Linked DNA regions of Homo sapiens: regions 1 and 2 are each linked to region 3. A link is a loop called in an ENCODE intact Hi-C map of the cell type or tissue named here. Cell type or tissue: gastrocnemius medialis. All regions are shown on one strand.

Evidence for each region. Peaks named below come from ENCODE experiments on the same cell type or tissue, not always from the same donor. Only the 100,000 strongest peaks of a DNase experiment are listed, where the experiment ranks them.
Region 1: it touches region 3 in a loop (5-fold over the local background); 10 of 110 quality-filtered maps call a loop at or near these places.
Region 2: it touches region 3 in a loop (2.7-fold over the local background); 4 of 110 quality-filtered maps call a loop at or near these places.

The regions. Positions count from the first base shown.
Region 1 is chr1:107,951,117-107,953,616 of GRCh38, forward strand. The region is part of intron 1 of VAV3 (vav guanine nucleotide exchange factor 3); the gene reads right to left. Among named protein-coding and RNA genes, the nearest start is that of VAV3-AS1, 12 kb to the right of the region's middle. In gastrocnemius medialis, no CTCF peak of the experiment used is centred here; no DNase peak of the experiment used is centred here; H3K27ac peaks cover 474 bases.
Region 2 is chr1:107,990,857-107,993,356 of GRCh38, forward strand. The region is part of intron 1 of VAV3-AS1 (VAV3 antisense RNA 1); the gene reads left to right. Among named protein-coding and RNA genes, the nearest start is that of VAV3, 27 kb to the left of the region's middle. In gastrocnemius medialis, no CTCF peak of the experiment used is centred here; a DNase peak (open chromatin) is centred at 1,045.
Region 3 is chr1:108,049,102-108,051,601 of GRCh38, forward strand. No RefSeq gene overlaps it. Among named protein-coding and RNA genes, the nearest start is that of LINC02785, 14 kb to the right of the region's middle. In gastrocnemius medialis, no CTCF peak of the experiment used is centred here; DNase peaks (open chromatin) are centred at 520 and 1,230; H3K27me3 peaks cover 273 bases.

The sequences.
Region 1 (2,500 bases), 98 kb before region 3:
AGAATAGATTTTTGTTAGAGACATCACTGAGATCTCAATGTCTTTGCACATTCTTCATCTCACATAACTCTCTCTCTACTCAGTTTTATTTCTCAAACCTTCTTCCTCTGTAGTAACCATTCATGTCTCTGTCCTCTTCTTGGTCTCATCTCTCTCACCCAGCTGCATGTACTTTTGCACCAGTCTTATAACATCCAATAACTTTATTTCTGCATTCTTGCAAAAGCCTGACTCCCAGATCAACTCCATTTTCTCTTCGCCCCCTAAAAGTGGGAACTTCATATGATTTATCTCTATGCCTTTGTGCCCTGTACAAATGTCTATAGAGAGAAATACAAAAGCAAAAATTGACAAATGGGATCTAATTAACTAAAGAGCTTCTGCACAGCAAAAGAAACTCTCAACAGAGTAAAGAGACAACCTACAGAATGGAAGAAAATTTTTGCAAACTATGCATCTGACAAAGGCCTAATATCCAGCATCTATAAGGAACTTAAACAAATGTACAAGAAAAACACAAACACCATTAAAAAGTGGGCAAAAAACATGAGTAGACAATTCTCAAAAGAAGACATACATGCAGTCAACAAGCATATGAAAAAAAGCTCAACATTACTGATCTTCAGAGAAATGCAAATCAAAACCATAATGAGATACTATCTCATATCAGTCAGAATGGCTATTATCAAAAAGTCAAAAAAAAAAACATGCTGACAAGATTATGGAGAAAAAGAAACACTTATACACTGTTGGTGGGAGTGTAAATTAGTTCAACATTTGTGGAAGACAGTGTGGTGATGCCTCAAAGACCTAAAGACAGAAATACCATTTGACCCAGCAATCCCATTGCAGGATATACACCCAAAGGAATATAAACTGTTCTAGTATAAAGACACACGTACACATATGTTCACTACAGCACTATTCACAATAGCAAAGGCATGGAATCAACCTAAATGTCCATCAGTGATAGACTGGATACAGAAAATGTGGTACATATACACTGTGGAATACTATGCAGAATGAGATCATGTCTTTTGCAGAGACATGGATAGCGCTGGAGGCCATTATCCTTAGCAAACTAACGCAGGAACAGAAAACCAAATGCCACATGTTCTCACTTATAAGTGAGGGCTAAATGATGAGATCACATGGGCACACGGAGGGGAACCACACACACTGGGGCCTATCAGACAGTGCAGGATGAGAAGAGGGAAAGGATCAAGAAAAATCACTAATGGGTACTAGGCTTAATACCTGGGTGATGAAATAATCTGCACAATAAACCCCCATGACACACGTTTACCTATGTAACAAACCTGCACATGTGCCCCGAACTTATAACAAAACTTTATATATATATATATATACACACATAAATTCAACCTAAAAAAAGAAAGACAGGAGAGAAATACCTTGAGCCATGCACACACATAAATAAATCCATTTTGTGACATTAGTGGTATAATGTACACATGAGCAAAATTAACTATGTATCCAGAAAAGCATTACCCACCTACCAAACTTTAGCCATGCCCATTCACTCTAACCCAAACGGCTCCCTTCCCATCCACTGTTTTATAAGGGAAAATATGAAGTAAAACCCGTACTGTATAGACTAAAAGCAACACAGGGTCAGGGATTGAGTTTCATTCACATTTGAATACCCAGCATCTACTACAAAGTCCAACATTGAGCAGACAATGTGATGATTTAAATAATTGCTTCACTTGCACAAATTTCCATGAAAACAGAAGCAAACAGAAAGTAGAGGGGCTATAAAATTACCAAAAAGCAAATAATCCACAAACTAATCAGACTAAAAAATAACAGAAATTTCGTTGTTTTAGATGTTTCATTTTAAATAGAACAACTTTCAGTTCAAAATAATACAATCTCATTTTACATTTCTAGGGCCTGCCTTGTTTTTTGAAAGCACTTTTCCAGTCATTTCCTCATGCAATTTGCCATCTATCCACTGAATTTGGCAGCAGGAACGGGAAACTTCACCGAATCTGGAATTAGGACAGTTGGACTCAAGTCCTGTCTTCACCACTTCCTGTCTGTGTGACCTTGAGAAAAGCCCTTTAGCCAGGGCACATATCCATTTCCTCCTCTGTAGAGCAGTGATAAGATCTTATTCTTCCTGTCTCATAGACATGAGGATTGGGGAGGCAGTGGGGAGAAGGAAGGAAATAATCTTACCAAGTACCCACCATGTACCAGGCATTTAAATATTTTCATTCTCACCATAATCCTGCAAAGAAATTCCACAATTTCTTGCCTATCAGATGAGAAAACAGATTCAATAAGTAAAGTAACTTTCCCAGGGTCAGTGTTGTTAAGTGCCAGAGCTGGGATTCAATCATTTCTGCCTGATCCCTGATCATGAAACCATAATGCTGCCTTGATATGTGTAAAACATTTTAGTTGCTATTTAGTATATTATTGCACATGTAAGTATCCGCTGCTATTGCTATAAGTACAGAAGCCAGAGGCA
Region 2 (2,500 bases), 58 kb before region 3:
AAGAAATATTTAGGGCAATATCAGATGGATGAGGCAGAGCACCCTGGAGCAACCGGCCGCAGCCACAAGGAAAGACATGGAAGTATTGGCCGCAGCAAGTGCCAGAATTGAAGGCTACTTGCTCAGCCATTGCAGGAGGCTGTCATTTCTGACCTGGTGTCCTCACTGGCTGTTTCCCCAGAGAGAATGGGAGAGTTCTAAGGGAAATCCGGGTGTCTCAGAGGCTCCTCTGTATCACTGCTGTTGCCCTCTGTCAACCTAAATAACCAACAGAGAAAGCCTCTCTAAAAGAAAGTGGTGCTTATTCAGGAAAAGGGCATTGCAGTATGGGAGCCACAGTAAACAATGTGTGTATTCAGGGAGATAAGAGGTACTTAAAGAAAAATGAAGATGATTACTTTGACAACTTTCACACTTCCAATAGCTGGGAAGAGACCCTAATCTCAGGACTCTTCAGGGTCTTCTACAACCTCCATATTCAGACCTACAAACAGCAGGATCTTCCAGGACCTCCCATTCTGGAGTAATTGTTTATAAAGGGAAAGTCATACAGCACAGTGGACCTGGAGTTTGAATTCCTTTCCCCTTTGCCACAGCTGCGAAGCCCAGAGATGCCCAGTAGCCATTTCACAGGGTTGCTGTGAGGATAAATGAGATGTTGCACATAACGCATTTAGCACAGAGTCCCACGCACATGAAGTGCTCAACAAAGTTAGAGAGAGTGCCAGCAAAGATGCTCACTGACGCAACCAGGGACTGCTCCAATTCCTTCATTGTCACTATGAAACTCCTGTACACATTCTGTGGAAGAAAAAAGCCTGCTGCTATGCTTGCACCCCATGACCATTAAGTGGCCCTAGAAGACTTCTACTGCATGTGGAGGGGTCAGAAGGGCGGTGGCTGTTGCTTCAAGAAGGGGGAACGGGAGCATCTGGCAGTGACGTCCCTTAAAGCCAAGTGGCAGCTGATTCACACAAATGGTATTTGGATAGAGGTGGAAGGAGTAAGAGAGAAGCCTGCCCCTGCCTCCCAGAAGCTGGCTCCTCTCTCATCATTACAGCTGCCATCTTTCATCATCCAGGCCTCCCCCAGATGTGGCAGACAACTCACCCATAGAATCTCCTCCCACACCAGGAACATGTTGAGACTTTGTTGCCTGTTCCTGGCACTCTTAGGATCTGTGCTCTGGTCCCTTGCGTAAGTGGCAGAGAACAGCACCAGAAGAAAAGGGGTATGGGGAGATTGAAAATTGTTTTTGATGCAGCTGGAGAAAAAAATACATTCGACATTTAGGTAGATATAGTATTATGGCAAAATAAAATACTCATGTTTAGAGGAGATCCATGTTCACAGAGAAAAAAATCACAAGTTGCAACAGTTAGCAACACAAGGCTCAATCCCTCCACTTGTACAGCTGCTTCCAGCGAGTCATGGCATTGTTGGCTCCAGCATCAGGGGTACAATGATGGACACAATGAAAATTAACTCATTTCATTTAAAGTCAGAATATAACTTCAGCAAAAAAATTAAACTTCCTTTGGGTATTTGCACTACATTTTTAAAATATAGAAATTTCCAAATATTTTTTTCTATGTTCACGTCCAATTGCTTTTTCAACATCAACAAAATTCCACTTGGAAATTGTTCTGCTGTCACACTGCCCCTTCAGAAATGGTCCACAGGTTAGTGGTGCTGAATTCTCAGCTCACTCTTAAAAGTTCCCTGGAGGAACTCTAGCACTCATTTCCAGTGGCTTCATATATGAATCTAATAACAATATTTATATTTGGTATGTGGATAAGAAAATATTGTTTACCTCGAGTCCCAGACCTTGTGCTAAGCACTCTACAGGTGTCGTCTAATTTTGCAGGTAACAAACATGGGAGAAGTTCACATCAGAGAGCTGGTAAGTAGGGAAGCTGGGATTCAAACCTGACCCACTTCTTTGCAAATCTTAGGTGACCTTGATAGAGTTAGACGGGCATGTTTCCTCATCATGAAGACTCCAGTTTTTATAACTGTCTCTATGTCCACAGTGTCTGGCATATATTATTAGAAGCCCCCCCCAAAAGTTTATTCTTAGTCATTGGTTTTACTTCTTTAAGTGGGACACACCTGCATTTACCTCCTCCTACCGTATTCCAACTCCATAACCAAAGTAAAGCACTCCACATCTGTAGCTCTCTCTCTAGAATTCTGGGAGTAAGGTTGAAATCTAAAATAGGAGTTCTACAAAAACAAAATGAACACTTTTTTTTTTTTTTTTTTTTTTTTTTTTTTTTTTTTTTGAGACGGAGTCTCGCTCTGTCACCCAGGCTGGAGTGCAGTGGCGGGATCTCGGCTCACTGCAAGCTCCGCCTCCCGGGTTCACGCCATTCTCCTGCCTCAGCCTCCCAAGTAGCTGGGACTACAGGCGCCCGCCACTACGCCCGGCTAATTTTTTGTATTTTTAGTAGAGACGGGGTTTCACCGTTTTAGCCGGGATGGTCTCGATCTCCTG
Region 3 (2,500 bases):
TTGCCACTAGCTGAACCCAACAGGAAGCTAAGTGGCAGAGAAGTGAGGGAAATACAGCCTGCAAAGAAGGACAAGGGAAGGACCTGGGGGCAAACATGCCCCCATGTATATAATGAAAACAAGGCTTATTCTCTTCTGATTCATTCAAATTCCGTTGCTTAATCATGGGAATCATGGAATGGCATTTGGTCAAGGAGTAATTTTCATGAGATGGTTTGGTAATTTTCTGGACTTCATTTTATTTTTCATTATTTTATGAGCATGTAAATCAAAACAGATGATATCACCTCATCTTTCTCAATGGCATCAGTAACAGAACAAAATCAAATGAAAGTGCTCCATAAAAATGAGCACTGCCCAAGTTATAGTGTGTGCGGGCTGCTGCCCACTACTCCCTTCTCTGAGTCATTCCCCGATGTGACTTGGCAGCCCAGCTCCATCAGCTCTGTGGTTGAAAAAAAATGGGTCATTGCACTGCGACAAAAGGACATTCATTGAAAATACAGCAATTAAGAAAAATTTGAGCTCCAATAGTCTCAAATGACCAAAGGAAGCTTGTACTTGCAGCGTGTGGGTGCCAGCAGCAGGCAGACCAACAAAGCAGCAGGAGTTCCACCAGCAGCCACCAGGGACACGTCTAAGAATTCTATCAAACAGAAGGAAGTGGCTGAACTCCACTGATGCAGGGGACAGGAGGCCTTGGAAAAGGCTGTTTTCAGCATTACTAGCATTTAATTGAAACATTCTGGAACCTGTAGTCCCAGGACCTAAAAATAGGGCATCACAACAAAAGACTCAACAATAACGTTTTTCCTTATGAAATTTTATTTTTGCTTAAATATAGGGGAATATATAGGACACTGTAAAGGCAAAGTCTCACTGGTTTCTCTCTCTCTCACACACACACACAGAATTGGAAGAGTTCATAAATAAAACAAATTAGCAAAAATGTTGATGGTTGTTGAAGCTGGATGATGGGTACATGAGTGTTCATTGTATTAATCTCTCCTACCTTTTGTTTTAAAATTTTTATTAAAAAGGGAAAATGTAAATGTTGATTTCATTGGATACATGTTTTCCCTAGTTAGTCTTCCTTTACACTGTTCATTTCATTGTCACTAGGCTTCACCATGTCTCTGTGTCGTGGGACCCAGCAGCATGCAGATATTGCCAAGTGTGCTCTGATTCTGTCTGTACTTATGTGGAAAGCAGAAGCCTGCTCTGGCAGAGGAAGGGCGGTGTCCAGGCAATAGGCATAGGAAATGAGTAGGCAGCAGGCTGAAGAGGGTGAAAAAAAACAGGGCAAGAGCAACCCCTCCACTGAAATGCACTGGGAAGGGGGACTTAGATACTAACACAAGTTCAATTCAAGAAGCATTTATTGAACCGTCCTCATGAGCCAGGTCAGGGTGTTCAGCACTGAGCGTGTCAAGACGAAGACACATAGCCTCTAAGTGTCCACCATCTACAATAGCTAATGTTTAATTGTCCTTAAAAGTTGAAGAATGTTGACTGGATTGTCTGCAAATCAGTCATGTGAGTAGTGTTAATCTAATGAAGAAGAATCTTAAAAGACAAATTCTCCAAATGCTGCTGCTCCTGCATCCTGCTGCTCTACCTGCTGTGGGGAGGAGGTGAGTGGATGATACCCAGCTTCCTTTCGTGGCAACAACACTTAAAAAGTAAGGTGAGACTTTGCTTTTCTAGAGAGTACTGAGATGGTCAAGATATGCACTGTTGATGGGCTAATTTTCAGTGTTCATAGCACAGCACATAATGCCAAAGTGGAACACAGTGAGAAAGAGATTCATGCCAATCCCTTTTGGGAACAAATGTCTGAAAAATCACAAGGGTCACTGGCTCTGGTCTCGCTTGGTTCTGTCACTGTGGGGAATGGGGGATGGAGGAGTGAGGAAATACGCCAGGATTGATAATGGTCAGTGAAATGCCTTGCCCATCTAAAGCACTGCTCCCCTCCCCCTTCTTTTCCTTCTTAACAGCTGGCCCGAAGAACCTAAACTTAGCAAGGGCGAGGTGTAGGAAACTAGATAGTGCATTCTACAGTTGGATAGGAAATACTGGGCTCAATGTGTTTAAGGTTAAGATTAATTCCTCACTTCCTCCGAATCTATTTTAAAAACAGAGCAAAGGATGGCATATGCTTTCTTCTAACAAAATGACAGATGATCAAAGGATAAACATGATCTGCATGTAAAACCCTCTGACTACTGCCATGGCCCTTTGCCTACAGATTAAAAAAAAAAAAGCAGTATTTTATCAATGTGGTTAAAATTTGGTTGTCTGTGTTTATTCAGAAAACTCAGTAGTGGCAACAGCCAGAAAAATAGTGAATCATGATTGGCTAAATTGAAACAAGCCAGTAGTAGAACAAAGGAAAAACTTAGTGGTACTCTGCTCTTAAATGTCTGCTTCACAGCAATGAACAGAGACCACAGCCTCTCTCTCTGCAAGAGGGAGCTTGAGGTTCAAGTCTGAGACT